2 separate regions of the Mus musculus genome follow, and region 2 is linked to region 1. Evidence: chromatin loops called from intact Hi-C (ENCODE). Cell type or tissue: gastrocnemius. All regions are shown on one strand.

Region 1 (8,000 bases):
GGCAACCTAACTGCAAGCCCTTACTGTGTAGCTTGCAGACTTACGTGGCTGCTGGGGAAGCACTTTTTTGAGACATGGTTCAGCCCTTCGATGGGGCTGGTGGGTAGAGCATTTGCCCAGTATATACAGGGCAAGGAGCCTGAGCCCCAACACTGAGAAGAGAAAAATTTACTAGATAGTGCTACCCAGTACACATTCTGCCCTAGCCGAGGTGTGTTAGAAGCAAGGAGCGCCAGATGCTTTGTTGACGAGGCCGAGGCTGCACAATCCTACTAGAGCACATCCTTAGCTACCCGACCCACTTTGGCTTTTGGAGCCCAGGATCTCATGCATGCTGCCCTTGAACTCACTGTGTAGCTGAGGATGATTCTTTTTAAGCCCAGTTCTTGGGCCTCTATCTCCCAAGTGCTGGATACATGCCAGGGACCTACTTGATCTCTCTGAATCTCAATTTCCTCGTGCTAAAATGAGGTATGGTAAAAATAAGTAAGTAAATAAATAAACCCTCCCCTTTGAACCAGGGTCTCATTATGTAGCCTTGGCTGACCGAGAACTCATGATAGGACCAGAACAGCTTGGAATTTAACACGATCCTCCCGAGTGGTGACACTGCAGGTTCACTGCGATGTAAAGACTTAGCTGCTGCTCTCTTTTTAAAAATACTTATGTATGTGTATGTATTCCTAACGGGGGACACCATGTGCATGTAGCAGCCTGAGGAGGTTAGAAGGGGGATCAAACCCTCCAGAAGTAGAGATACAGGTGGTTGTAAACAGCCCTAGAGCTTAGCTTCTTCAAAGAGGAGAGTCTAAGGAAGACCTGGAAGGCAGACTGGCAACAGTACACATTCTAAGTAGGGGTAAAAACTCGAACTGAGGTCAGAGAACAGCCTTCAGTGGAGAAGACTGACAGCTTCAGCCATCTCAGACATCTATCTTCTTGGGCTGCTCACACCTACAAGCTGCGTCTGCAGCCTCGGCACAGCAGTTTGTCAGCCAGCCATCTGCTTGTATACTAGATCAGGGCCAGAGCAGGGTCTATGTGGTTCCCCTGGATCTTCACTGTTCTCTCTGCTGCCTCCTGGACAGGTCCATGAATCTCTCTCCGAGGCTGGTCCTTAAGGCTGTTGGGGCCATCAGGGCCTACAGACCCCAAAGGTGCACTCAGATTTGAATCTTGGTTCTGCAGGTTAGAGAGATGGCTCTTCCAGAGAGAAGACCTGGGCTCAAGTCCCAGCACCCACATGGCAGCTCACAACCTTCTATAACTCCAGTTCTAGGGAATTGACACTCTTTTCTGGCTCCTCATACAATGCACACATATGGTAGATACTTAACATGCAGGCAAAAGCACCCATATGCAGAAAATAAAAATAAAAAATAAATCTTAGAAACAATTTTGGCTTTGTAATAAGAGGCAATCATCAATTAAATTTCTTCCTGTCTCTGTGTAGCCCTGGCTATCCTGGAACTTGCTCTGTAGACCTGGCTGGCCTCAAACTCACAGAGATCTACCTTAACACAAAAACAAGTCTTAACAACTCTGATTATCACCTGAGAAATAAGTTGGATAATCACAAGGGCTGAAAAACACAGAATACTGACAGCTGTGATCTGTCAAGGCAGTGGAACTGAGAAAAAAAATTCATATTTACTAAGTTAAGATCTCTAAGGTGGTGCATGCCTTTAGCTCCAGCACTCAGGAGGCAGAAGCAGGAAGATCCCACGTTCCAGGATAGCTTAGGTTACACACCAATACCCTGCCTCAAAAGAAGAAAAAAAAAAAATCACAAGAATACTATCAGAGGGGATGGAGAGATGGCTGCTCTTCTGAAGGTCCTGAGTTCAAATCCTAGCAACCACATGGTGGCTCACAACCATCCATAATGAGATCTGCTGCCCTCTTCTGGGGTGTCTGAAGACAGCTACAGTATACTTACATATGATAATAAATAAATCTTAAAAAAACAAAACAAAAAAAAAGAATAGTATCAGAACTTTGGAAATGTTTTAAAGAAAGAAAATGAGAATGAATTTGGGCTCCTTAGGATTGAGGAAGGACACTGTGTGTGGTGAGGAAGGACACTGTGTGTGGTGAGGAAGGACACTGTGGTATGGGAGGACACTGTGTGTGGTGTGGGAGGACATTGTGTGTGGTGAGGAAGGACACTGTGTGTGGTGTGGGAGGACACTGTGGTGAGGAAGGACACTGTGTGTGGTGAGGAAGGACACTGTGGTGTGGGAGGACACTGTGTGTGGTGAGGAAGGACACTGTGGTGAGGAAGGACACTGTGTGTGGTGAGGAAGGACACTGTGTGTGGTGAGGAAGGACACTGTGTGTGGTGAGGAAGGACACTGTGTGTGGTGTGGAAGGACACTGTGTGTGGTGTGGAAGGACACTGTGTGTGGTGAGGAAGGACACTGTGTGTGGTGTGGGAGGACACTGTGTGTGGTGTGGGAGGACACTGTGTGTGGTGTGGGAGGACACTGTGTGTGGTGAGGAAGGACACTGTGTGTGGTGAGGGAGGACACTGTGTGTGGTGTGGGAGGACACTGTGTGGTGTGGGAGGACACTGTGTGGTATGGAAGGACACTGTGGTGAGGAAGGACACTGTGTGGTGAGGAAGGACACTGTGTGTGGTGAGGAAGGACACTGTGTGTGGTGTGGAAGGACACTGTGGTGTGGAAGGACACTGTGTGTGGTGAGGGAGGACACTGTGTGGTGTGGGAGGACACGGTGTGGTGAGGAAGGACACTGTGTGTGGTGTGGAAGGACACTGTGGTGAGGAAGGACACTGTGTGTAGTGAGGAAGGACACTGTGGTGTGGAAGGACACTGTGGTGAGGAAGGACACTGTGTGTGGTGTGGAAGGACACTGTGGTGAGGAAGGTCACTGTGTTTGGTATGGGCTGCTTTCTGGAGACCTGCCTGGGTACAGGATGGACAAGGGCCTACCTTCTGTGTTCACCACGATGATGCCCTGCACTCCTTTCTGGCTCTGAAGCCTCTTGAGTGTTTCCTCCACCTCTGCCTGCCAGAAAGGAGACCAAGATTAGGAGTCAGTAGGCAGACCGGATTAACGTCTTCAGATCCCGGCCCAGGAATGAGAGTCATCTAAAAAAAAACACCCAGGCACTTGGTAGTGCTCCAAAGCTGCCCAGGCCGGGCCCATATGGAGTGCTCCTCAGGCCACCACTGGCAGCCCCAGCATGAGCAGCACTGTTTCTGGCCCCTTACACCAGGCGGCCATCCCCTCCCTGCCCATCAGCTATTTGAGAGCAGAGTAAAAACCCCATTCCCTGGAGTACAGACACACCCACGACCCATGACTCACTCATGTGGCACTGTATTCTGATGAACTGGAAAAAACAAAAACCTAAGTAGTAGCTTTTAACAGGAAAGAGGCACTTCATTCTTTGTAGGTTAAACATCAAAAATGAAAATATTTCAAAGGGAGCAAAATGACCCCATAAAGATAAACTCAGTGACTTAAAAAGCTGCCACCCTAAACACAGTGACACTTGGTATATAAGAACAGGAAATATGCTGGGCAGTGGTGGCACATGCCTTTAATCCTAGCACTTGGGAGGCAGAGGCAGGCAGATCTCTTTGAGTTCGAGGCCAGCCTGGTCTACAGAGTGAGTTCCAGGACAGCCAGGGCTACACAGAGAAACCCTGTCTTGAAAAATCACCACAAGAAAAAAAAAAAAAAGAAAGAAAAGAAAAGAAAAGAAAAAGAACGAAGGAAGGAACAGGAACTATGTCTCAGGAAGAGCTCTGATTATCCAGAAACTGCTCAAGGTGGGACGTCCTAGCACACAGAGCCTGTCAACTGAGCAGATGATGAGAAGTAGGATCTCCCTCTGTGAAACATGCTTCTATACAGCCCTGGCTGTCCTGGAACTCACTCTGTAGACCAGGCTGGACTCAAACTCAGAGACTGCCTGCCTCTGCCTCTGCCGGGATTAAAGATGTGTGCTATCACACCTGGTCCTCCCCACCCCTTCAAAAAAAACAAACTTTCAAAGCTGCTTTTCTGAAACCAAATAGTTTTCTAGACCACCTGACACATCTCTTCAAGACCTAGTCTGTGACTCTGTGAGACATGTCAGAGCCTGTGTCTAGCTACTTAGTCTCTTAGAGTGGTCAGCAGAGTAGGTCCCCATGAACACAAGTCTAGCTGACCTTCCTCTCTCTACAGCTGGAGCCTGGTTTTGAAGTGTGCTTATTCTCAGGGTGCCCCCTCCACAGGCTTGGAATCTAGTCATAAGCTCCTCAAACGTAGTCAGGACAGGCGTTCGGATCTCTGTGAAATCAAGGCCAGTCTGTACATAGTGAGCTATAGCACAGCCAGGGTTTTATAGAGACTTTATCTCCAAAAGGGAAGAAGGCAAAGGGTCTTTGGAAACAGGGGTGTCATTCACAGAAAGAATGGTTCTCCATCACCTGGGTCCAAAGAGCTAGAGCTGGGGGCGGTGTGTGTGTGTGCTCCAAAACTGGAGATAACACAATGGGTTATTTTTATGAAAGGCTCACCCTAACAACCTACTTCCTGTAAGAACAGTGCCAGATGCCACAGGGTGGGTAGAGGGCTCCCCCTACAGAGCGCCAAGCAGCTTCATGCCTCTAATCTAGAACCTGGGTAAAAGGGCATGGTTGTGTCAGAAGCCGTTTGCCTGCTTCTGTGGAGAGAAAGAAAATAAATAAAAGCCTGCCTGCCAGGCAGAGTCAAGGCAGGTCAGGGGTACTGGCAGATTTCCTGGCCTGCTGAGGCATGGAACAGTAAGAGAAGGTGCACGTCAGGCAAGATGAGGGGCTGAAGACTCCACTGACCTTGGGAGTTACAGGGAGGCTCTGGGATGAGAACTGATGGCTTATGTGTTATGGCGCAGTCGTTCCTGTGGCTTTGCTTCCCAGAATACTGTGAGGTATAAAAAGGCTAAGAAAAACTAACTAGAGGCCGATGTGGCATTGACCTGCAGCCCTCCCATACCTGTCTCTTGCATCTTTTTTCTGCCTTCCCTATAATTATCCTCACTCCCGCCTCAGAGGACTGTTCCCAGCAGGTTGGTTGGAATTGGGGGATCAAGTGAAGGACAACGAGGAGGGAGAGCTTGAGAAAGAAAAAGGGGCTCAGTGCAATGAGAGTTTCTTGTAACCGACACAGGGAAACAGATAAGGGAGCTTGGAAAAAGAAAAAGACAGGGAAAAAAGATGTGAAGTGGAAACAATCGTTTGCTTTTTGTACAAATGCTTAAGAATATGCTTTGCTCAAGTAGGGCAACAGCAACTACATTTAATTTTTTAGATTTTGTAGAGGTGATTTGTCCTTGGTTTCTTGAAGAAGGTACAGTAAATTTAGCAACCTAGGAGAAGGTTAGAGAAAGACTTGGAGATTATTATGGTGTGCATGGACCAGGTAAAGTACCTGTAGATACCTTCAGTCTTCTAACTAGGGATAGATTAGATCCTAGACATGAGAAAGAAGCAGCATCCAGGGAGCAGACCCCCTCCGGCCCCTCTCCCCACACTCTCAGACTGGAGCACCCACTGACCCCCCAGAGCGTCAGAGGCGGAAGCGGAGGGCAAGGAGACAGCAACATGGAGCACAAGGCACAGGTGAGTTATGATCCAACCCAGCAGGTTAAGGTCTAAGAAAAATGTTCGAGGCTGATAAATGCAAGGTGAAGGTTAGAGGATGTAAAAGAACTTGATAGTGATGGATTAGAAATAAAAAATCCTTCAGATGAAAGATATTTAAAGTTGGTAAATGCAAGTGATAAATGTCAGAGGATCTAAGAAGATGTTTTAATGTATATAATTTCAAGTTACAGAGATGTAAGAAACAATTTAAGGTATAAAAAGGGGAAATGTTTCATATTCTCCCTGCATGCTATTGTCATTTCAAAGTTGAGAATTTTAACATTGATCAGTGGAGTTCTGATGAGCTAATGAAACACTGGCAGTTAACAATTCAGCCATAAGCTCAAGATTTTCATTTCCCTTTGGTTGGCTTCTGAATATAAACTTAAAGATGCTTATCATGCTAAAACCATCTCTGTTCAATCTGTGTATCTATAGCTGTAAACCTTTAACTAGCTCTCAAACGCACGAGTCTACTCCTGGTGTCTAACAGACACCTCTTAACTATTTTTCTAAAATATGGATTTCAATGCAATGGTATATCCTTTTGCAAACTACAGTTCATATAAACTTTGGGAATCAAGAGTCTTAAGACTTGGACTCACCTGTCACAAATCAAATGGACTCCAGATAAGTACACCTGCCTGTTCTGATCCAATCCAGCAGGTTGCCCCAAACACACACACCCCAAATCCCAGCACTTAGGAGGTAGAGGCAGGAGGATTGGAAGTTCAAAGTCATCCTTGGTTAAATGGCAAGTTGTGCACCATATAAGGCACAAATAAAAAAATAGTCCCATGCACCAAACATATCAAAAAGGAAGCATACCCAGCTGCCAACAGTGGTTAGCTTGGGGGAGGGGTAAGAATGACCTCGTGCACCTCTTACAGATCATATACAACTGCCATATGAGTTCACTTGGAATGTTCATCTAAATATGTAGCAATTTTATGAATGCAAACAACAATACAGTACTGATTATAGAAATCTACCATGTATGAAAACACAGCACATATACACTTATGTAAATTACTCCCGGGGGGGGGGGTCCTGTCTGGAGCACACCTTTAATCCCAAAACTTGGGAGTTGGAGGCAGGCAGATCTTTGTGAGTTCTAGCCCAGCCCGGCCTACAGAGGAACTTTCAGATATATATACAGATATATATTCTGGTGTATAAAGAACTCCTTGGTCTACAGAGGGAGATTCACACATACAGACACACATAGACATAGACAGACATACAGACACACAGACAACACAGACCAGACAGACACACACACACACACACACACACACAAATCTGGTTGTTCCTGAAGGAGACTGAAGCTGGGATTAGGAATGGATGAGAGAGCGATTTTTCACTTAGGTCCTTTTGTATTAAAACTGTGAATATGCTATTTAAAATTTTTAAAATATATTGATGTATTTACTTTATATATGCAGTATGTATGTATGACTTATGCAGGAGCCTGCAGAAGTCAGAAGTAGGTGTCAGATCTAGAAGTGGAGTTACAAACAGATATGAGCAGACATGTGGGTGTTGGGAATTGAACCTCAATCTTCTGTAAGAACGACAAATACTCTCAATGGTTGAGCCCATCTCTACAGTTCCCTATTAAAATTTTTTTACAGGCGAGTGTTGTGGAAAATAACATTGCACAGATTTGAAGCAATACTGTTTTTGATGATGTAGACACAGTCTTCGTGATACCATGAAAATCACAGACCCCTAATTGAACAGTCGATGCAGACCACAACAAAAACAGAATAAGAACACCATACACAATGTACCTATGTAGTTGCCTCTAGCTCAGTGATCCTTAACCCTCCCAATCTGTGACCCTTTAATATGGTTCCTCATGTTGTAGTGACCCCCAGCCACGAAATTATTTCACTGTTACTTCATAACTCTAAGTATCTGATATGTGATCCCTGTGTGCTGAGACCCACAGGTTGATAACCACTGTCTAGGTGATGCCAGTCTGTTTCCTTCTCAGTTGCTTAGTTTTCTGGGACTAAAAAAAGTAATTAAAAGCACTGGATATTCTTCCATATAGGAGTGAATTTGACTCCCAGCACTTATATGGTGGCTCACAGGCATCAGTAAATCCAGTCCCCATCTGATGCCTCTCCAGGCACATTATACATAGACATGTATTCACTAAGCAGCAGGCTGCAGCTGTCAAAATGGCTGCACCTCTGCTCCTGCCTCAGCCTATAGCCCTCACTGGAGCTGCCTCAGCCATCAGGAGGTACCCCTGGTACCATGTCCTCTCTGGCCTCCCCAAACATCTCAACAGTGATGGCAGCTGCCTGCAGTTGGGAAGGCCTTCCCATCCTAGCTCAATGGTCCTGA
Region 2 (8,000 bases), 140 kb before region 1:
CTCCATCAGGAGATGCACTTAACACAGTTCTACAGTTAACTAGGTAGCTCTTGGACCTTGTCATAGCCCAGTGCTTGGGACTAAAGAGTGGACCAGTGTTTGCTGTGCTTTCTCATTTCTGTATCCAGGTATCTTCATATATGTGCCTTATAAGGATCTTCTAAAAATATTTATGAGTCAGACCCTATATTGTCCTTTTCTAGTGAACTATTTGTCCTCTTGCTTTCTTATATGACAAAGGAGAACGAAGATTAGCCTAATAATAGTATCCTCTGCCTTGATGATACTTGAAATTATAGTGTTTCTCATACTTTAGCTCAGCTGAGGCAGAAAGCATAATGTGCTTTAAATAGATTTTTATTTGTTTATATTATTTTTTCTCCCATACAGGAATAGCATTACAACCTAACATTCAGAATCCTGTTACACACATACACAGGCATGCCACATGACCAGGTCGAGGTGGTTGTGTCCTTGAGTCTGTCGACACATCACAACATGGTCAGTCAAAGATTCTTCACTTCAGCCAGTCTCAACACAAAACACCCAACAGAGATGCACTCAACTTGTTGGTTCCATTTGGAACTAGGTGGTAGGGAAAGAAGGTATTAGAAGCAGGCTGTGGTTTGTCTGCGTTCAGTCCCCTCACACAAAGCCACCCAGGAGCTCTGGTAGGGTCCTTGTTGCACCTAAGACGTTATAGGTCCCAGCAAGTTGATCAGAGGGTTCCAGGCTGGGGGGCAGGCACACTCCAAAACAGCACCAAACCACACTCACACACACGGTGCCCTGCTGGGGCTAGACTGGCAAAGGTTAGAAAGTGACACCAGCTCAAGAGAACCACTCAGACTTATTGGAGAAAGCGCAGGTTGCCCTTTGATGTAATTGGGACTCACTCTAGAAACAGGTCCCTCTGACATCCGTAGTTTTGGCAAAGTGCTGGTAGTACTGACTTTAATACAAACTGGTACAAATTTCTCTAGGGTCTCTGAAACCACAAATCAAGACAGACTCTCTAACCTCCTCCTGTCTAGGGTTGCATAGGACTTTGTGAATTCTGGTTCCCTTGTGTATTCAAGTTCTGTGGTTTAAGAAAAAAAAAAATTCCTGAAGCATGCTCAAGGTGAAAGGCACATACACAGTCAATACAGTATGACAGGGTCTGATGCTTCAGGAGTCAGACTAGCAGGAGACTGAGTAGTGTTGGTTCTTAGACATCTATACACAACAAAAATATTGCCACACTCAAATGCTATAGCATCTATAGGAAAGTACAAAAGAAAAATAAGCCTTGCAACCAGATGAGAAATTGGAGGGGTCTAGAACTACCGGAGCTTTGAGAAATTAGGTCAGGAGCGAGGCCTTCTGAAATTTGAGCCAAATGCCCTATCAAGCTTCCTACAGCAGCAAGATCATGGACATTTGCCCAGGACTAAGCCTAGGCCCCAACTGGCAGTGAGGAGTAGACAAGAAGGGCAAGAGGGAGCTTCAGCTCTTAAAAATGCTGAAGATCCTAAGCTGGCTGGGAAGTGACCTTAGGACAGTTGGAAGAGTAAGTATACTACTAGGTTGTAACTGAAGAACTTGGGACAGGAACTAATAGGGCTCTAATAAGCTAGTGTAAAATTTTGATCTGCTTATAGTTCCCATTTGGCTTACTGGGCTAGGAGACCCTAGCAGGGCTTCCTCTGTCCCCATCCTGGGGACATCCTCTCCCATCCCACATGAAGCCTAGTAAGAAAGGATCAAAGAGGGCAGCTACTTTTACCCTCGTAGGAATGCAGTTTTCTCCAACCCTGGCTTGGCTCTGAGACCTGAAACCTGGGGTTGGAGGGAAGGGAAGACCTGTGTTAGTGTAACAGGACATCTAAAGGTTTTAAGGAAGGAAGAGCACACACTTTAAAAAGGACAGCTAGAAAGAACCGGAAACAACTTGGGGCATCCCAAGAGGCTGTTGCTGGTGTCTGAGCCCCACCACAAGAAAGAAGAAGCTGGCAACCCCATCCCTGTGCCCTACCCAAGAATTCCTTACTCCAGATATTGAATTAGAAAGGGGGGAGGGATTATAGGGCACTCAGAAAGAGCCCTGTGGGAGAACATTAAGAAGACTCTTGAAGGCCCTGAATCTCTGTAAGAAAAATTTGGGAATTGGGACAGTGAGGCTCCTGGCCTCCTCTACCCAGGAGTGTTTATTATCCAGCCATATTGAACAAAGTATGAAATATAAGGCCAGAGGCAAGATAAAGGCAGAGCTGTCAGTCTGGGGATGGCTTTACCTCATAGTTGTCCTCCTTAGCATCATGCCTCCTCATTCTTGCCTTGGGGTGTGTTTCCTTTTCCCTGCCTGGAAATCCTCTGGCCTGCATCTCTCCTAAGCTAATTCTAGCACCTTGGGCATATGAACAGAGATGGTCAGGATGATGGGGCCTTACCCAGCTTCTACTCCTGGGGTGGCATGACAAGGTAAGGTGACAAGGTACAAGCCCTTCGGACTCCAGACTCACAGGGACAGGGGTGGGTAGGGGTTACTCCTGAAGGACAAATTTCAGGGAGGGGGGAACCCTGGAAGGCAGGATTATAGGAAAAGGAAATGGGGGCAGACTCCAGGCTCAGGCCTAAGACCAGGGCTTAGCTACTCTGACCAAGCACAATACCAGCTCCCAAGATGCCCTGCTCCCTGCTACTTCTCAACCCACCTGTCCCCATCTGCGGCCCCCACTAGGCTGCCTGTTTCCCTCCATTCCCTTCACCTTATCTAACTTACAACTCACTCTCCTCTTCCACATACTTAAACTTTCTAGGCCTAAGCAGCAATAAGGAGCCCAGCCCCCAGGGCAGAGAAAGGGGGAAAACTGAAATCAAAACCCATGCCTGATCCCTGACTACAGGATGAGGACAATGGCCCAGGCCTGGCAGGTTGCACCTGCAGGATTGGGAGGGAATTGCCAGGAATGAAAAAAAGGGAACAAGAGTGGGAGCGATCCCAAACAGAAGAGTAAGTCTTGGAAAGTAGGAGCTGAAGCGGAGAAGGTGCCAAGTCAGGGTCTTAGGAATCGGGTGGGCTAAGAGGGAAAAGGTGAAGGGGCGAGAGACAAGAATAGAGGTCCTAAAAAGAAGCATGGGAGAGTGGGTGTGGGGAGTGTGAGGGTGGAGAATCAGACACTGAGAAAGGAGGGAGGATGACCCAGGATGAGAGAGGTTAATAGGTGAGTTAGACTATAAACAGGGAAGTAGAGGGCCATCACCCCACCTCAAAACTTAGGAAGGAGGGAGGTTGTAGTATCCAGATGGAGGCGGGTGGACCCCCCAACACCCTCGAGCAGCACACTGGCTGCTGCAGAGGAGGCGGATGGGACCAGGAGTCGGCGAGGGATTCGCGGTGCAGCAGGGGCGCTCAGTAGTTGAACTGGCGCTGGCACGGCTGGTAAATAAAGCTGCCCTGGTGCTTGGGCCGGCGCGAACGGCTCTCCCGGGCGCGATTCTGCCGTTGCAACACTTTAGCACTCAATGTGTGGCGCTCAGCCCGCTGTCGGGCTCTCTGCAGCCTCCGCACCTGGCCAGCCTTCTCCAGCAGCACAGCTCGAGCGGGCATAGGAGCAGCTGCGTGGTGCAAGGCCCTGGGTTCCCGGAGGGCAGGCGCCAGCTCTCTGCAGAAACAGAGTACAACTCTGTCAGAGAGGGAAGAGATCAGGGTTGGCATCCCACACCCTATTTCTGCGGGGCAGACCACTGAGGGGTACAAATTCTTCCTTTAATCACAATTAGAGTTGTGATTAAGCACCTGGCACAGGTAACTAGGCAGAACAGGGAAAAAACCCTGACCCCCCAATACAAGTCCTACTCTGATTCTGTCTGGCAGATCAGGCTGGTCCCTCCCAATCCTCTGAGCCAGGGCTCTCCCAAGCCCCACCTTAGCCACAAGACCACGCCTCTTTTCCTTCAGCCCTTTATCCCAAGGACACGCCCCTGCTAGTCTCCTAGACCCTAGCCTCCAGTCTCCACCCTCAACCCACTCACCCATCGCTGAGGTCCTGATCAGGCAAGGCAGCTTCAGGGTGAGGGGAAGGTGGCCCAGACTCCAGCACTATGGTGCTGCCGGTGACATAAACGGACATGCTGGGATGCTCAATGAGGAGGTCCTCCAGCGGATTGCTCTGGAGGCGGGCAGGCCCAAGGCCGGGCCCCTCTGCAGTAAAACAGGCGGGAGGGGTAACAAACCAGCTCTCATCCATCAAGGAGGGCGCGGGTGGAGGGCGGCCTGCAGGAGCAGGCGAGGCCCCGGGGTCGGGAGGAGCTGTATAGCTGTCTATAGGGTGTGGGAATGGGAAGCCATGCAGAGGAGAGGGAGCAGCAGGGTGGGACACACATACACACACACACATATGCCAGACACATGGGATGGGGAGAGAAAGGGCATCGTTAGTCAGACCTGCACCTCTATCCATCGTGCCCAGAGAGCACCTGAAGGCCAGGATCCTTAGCCCACCGCCCTAGGTGTCCCAGGTGTGTGCCCCAACAAATGGCAGGAGCCAGAGCTTTCAAGAGAAGGGTCTGTGTTACCTCACCTCTGGGCTCACGGCTTCTACTTTAATTTTTCCAGTAGGCCTAGGGGGACTCCAACATCCAAATAGCCCTCTTCCCCTCTATATTGCAACACCTCCTGTCCTCATTATGCTCATAGACTAGGGAATCAAGAGTGCTGGATCCTGACTCAAGCCTCACCCTGTAGGTCGATGATGAGCCAGCCATCCACTTCATCCTCCTCAGAGACAAAGGCCCCCGGACAGTTGGAGTCTTCAGGAGGCGCAGGGGTGTTGAAGAAAAGGCTGGTGAAGCGCTGGAACATGGTCAGCGGGTGAAGCAACCTCAAGGGGGCGCCCTATGGCAGTTTAAAGCCCTGAGAAGCATAGAAAGACATTAGTAGAAGCACGAACTAAAGTCAGCCCTTCAGTTGGTAGCTGGAGACAAGGCTATAGCCCCTAGCTGCCAGAGCAGTAATAGCAGAGAAGCTCTTGGTGTGTGTGCTTTTCTGCATTCAGTGGGTGTTCCTGTATGCACTTAGAAAGGTGCTGGGTCTTTGTTTTCTCATCTGTCAAATGACAATCGTAATAAGACTTAAATGAGGAAACACTTAATGACATGTTTAGAACAGTGCCTGAGCACACAGTAAACATTCAATAAGCTAATAAACTTGGTGTTATGACAGGGTGCTTTGGGGATATGGAAGAAGTGATATATATGACCAAGCTTTGCCAGGGTAAGTCTCTAGAGGAAGATAACAGCCAACCTGGGCTTTGAGGAGTAAATAGGAATTTTCCATTAAGGGAAAAAAATTGTTCTTATTACCATCATCATAATTAATATTCCTGTGTCAGTAACATACAACACTATACTAAGAAACCTGGTCCATTTTTCCTTATATCCTCACAGTGTGTGAAAGGGCAAGCCTGGAATCTTAGGACTTAGGGGCTAGAGGCAAGAGGACAAGAGTTCAAAGACATGAAGACCTCCTGTCTATTATCCTAGCACTTAGAAGGTAGAGGCAGGGGGATCAGAGTCCAAGTCCTGCTTAGGCTACATAGTGAGTTAAAGGCCAGTCTGAACTACATGGGGCCCTACCTAAAAAAAAAAAAAAAAAAAAAAAAAATAGTTCCTGGCTACATAAGATCCTGTCAAAGGGACTGAAAAGGAGTGGGAGGAAGAGAAAAAATTTTTTCTGATAGAGAGATAAATAAAACAAAGCCCAGAGAGCTGGAGAGATGGTTCAGTAGTCAAGAGCACCGACTGTTCTTCCAGAGGTCCTGAGTTCAATTCCCAGCAACCACATGGTGGCTCACAACCAGCTGTGATGGGATCGGATGCTCTCTTCTGGTGTGGCTGAAGACAACAACAGTGTACTCACATACATTTAATTAATTAATTTTTTTAAAAGGCCCAGCGAAATAAGATAACTACCTAAAGTCTCACAGCTAGTGAAAGACACAGGTAGTATTTGAACCTAATAGCATCCGTAATCACTACAGTTCTACAATCTTTTTTTTTTTTTTTTTTTTTTTGGGTTTTTCGAGACAGGGTTTCTCTGTGTAGCCCTGGCTGTCCTGGAACTCACTTTGTAGACCAGGCTGGCCTCGAATTCAGAAATCCGCCTGCCTCTGCCTCCCGAGTGCTGGGATTAAAGGCGAGTGCCACCACGCCCGGCTCAGTTCTACAATCTTACCATGAGATTGGGCAACCCTCAGATGAGGAGGACCTGTGCCTACAGGTCTGCCCCACTACTCTAACTCCCCTTTCCCCTAGACTCTTGTTCAAACTCAGCATCACTAGCCAAGAGAAAGAATCCTGTCCAGTGAGACCACATGTCAGTGATAGACAGTGGAAGAAGGAAGCTGTCAGATCCAGGGATCCCTTGAGGATAAACACAAGCTTTGGACCAAGATCCAAGCCTTCAAACCCAAGCCTCCTTCCCTGGACCAAGACAACAAGTCTCCTGTTTTAGGGATGGTGATATCAAATTGGGAACATGAATCTACCCAATAAAGCTATAGCTTAGTGGTGGTGTGGCAATGCAGAATACATACAATCAGAAAAACCTCAACAGGTAATATCCAAAAATATAATACACAGGAAACAGGGAAATCAGACACAGGCCCTGGTCTCTGGTCCCTGTAGATCTCTGGTCCCTGGCATCAAACTTTTGCATGCATTTCCCAGGGTTCACACTGTGCACCAGTCCCTGCAATGAGCCTTTTCAACTGTTGACATGTCAAGTGAGAAGCTCCCTGGTGGAGATCATACAGAAGTGAGTGACAGCCAGGAGAGATGGTAGCAACCAGCCAGCTATGACTGCCCCCCTCCTTTGACCACTAGGAGAGCCTCCTGGGTTTTCTTTCCTAGCCTGCTGGCTTCCTGGTTCTCAGATTCCTGGCTCTGCTCCAGGAAGAACCATTCCCTTAATACTACAGAGGCTGTGCCTAGAATAGCACTGGAGGCCTAAGCCAACCCTAGCCCAGGCCATTCTTGAGCGACCCTCAACCTGGGAAGGACTCCAGATCTACTTACTTGGAAAGTAAGAGACATCCTTCTGTCACTCTGGAAGCAGCCTCAGGAAACAGCATAAGCTCTGCATCACTAATGCCAGGGAAGGGTCTGGTTCTCCCAGCTGACAGCTCTGATGGGAGGCCCACAGAGGGAACTCCCAACTCCCTCTCAACAACATCTGCCCTGGAGACACCTGGAGGCAGGCAACTAGTGACTCACCTTTCTGTGGTCAAAACAGCTGGGAGACGGCCATTTATTGGGTTTTGAAGTAGAAAGAAGGCAGAGGAGGTCAGGGCCTTGTAAGAGACCCAATTTTCAGAGACCTCCTGGGAAAATGTCCAGGATCATGAAGACTGAAGCATCCCATCAAATTGTGGTTGGTGCTGAACCCAAGATAGGGTCCTCAGTAGATGTATGTAAGCATGTAGCTTATACTTCAGCTAAGGAATCTACCACTTAGTGAGTGTGATTCTAATTGGCTGAGATCTCCAGTAAACTACGTCTCTCTGAGTCTCAGTTTCCTCTTCCGTGAAGTGGGGCTTAAGACCCTCAATATTTGTAGGCTGAAAATGACATCAACTCAGGCTCTGCACACATGTCAGGGATTAGAAGGATGTTATTATGTTAGGGGGCGGAGCCTGAAGACAGAGGGGATCCGCTACCATCTGGTAGTGTCTCCAGGACCTGGAGTCTGAAGCTCCATCTACTTACCGCCCTCTCAACTTAAATCGAGCTTTGCTGTCCTACCCTCTCTCAGGTCACAAGGAAAAAACAAATGAGAGGCCTGACCCCAGTCCCTAGATTAGCCCAGGAAACCGCCGAGTCCCTTCGGATCCCGCTTGTCTTTCAGCGTCTCTTCAACCCTCGGCCGGCTGGGCACGACATAGCGCCCACCGGGTCACCAGAGGACAAGCACCCATGCAAGCCTGGAAGGCGGGGCTGGCCTTGGTGACGTCTCAATG

Evidence for each region. Peaks named below come from ENCODE experiments on the same cell type or tissue, not always from the same donor. Only the 100,000 strongest peaks of a DNase experiment are listed, where the experiment ranks them.
Region 2: a loop joins it to region 1, with 4 times the contacts of the local background. A loop is called at or near these places in 13 of 42 quality-filtered maps.

What each region holds. Positions count from the first base shown.
Region 1 is chr2:155,237,761-155,245,760 of GRCm38, reverse strand. Dynlrb1 (dynein light chain roadblock-type 1) reads right to left here. Exons shown (of 4, transcript NM_025947.3): 2 at 2,955-3,030. Among named protein-coding and RNA genes, the nearest start is that of Dynlrb1, 5.2 kb to the right of the region's middle. In gastrocnemius, CTCF peaks have their summits at 1,903 (motif pointing left) and 4,600; no DNase peak of the experiment used is centred here; H3K4me3 peaks cover 809 bases; H3K27ac peaks cover 2,960 bases.
Region 2 is chr2:155,382,187-155,390,186 of GRCm38, reverse strand. It overlaps Trp53inp2 (transformation related protein 53 inducible nuclear protein 2), which reads right to left. Exons shown (of 4, transcript NM_178111.3): 2 at 4,723-4,897; 3 at 4,018-4,306; 4 at 340-3,647. The coding sequence starts at 4,846. The coding sequence ends at 3,395. Among named protein-coding and RNA genes, the nearest start is that of Trp53inp2, 4.3 kb to the right of the region's middle. In gastrocnemius, CTCF peaks have their summits at 4,887 (motif pointing right) and 6,858; DNase peaks (open chromatin) are centred at 3,486, 4,253, 4,876 and 7,014; H3K4me3 peaks cover 5,741 bases; H3K27ac peaks cover 8,000 bases.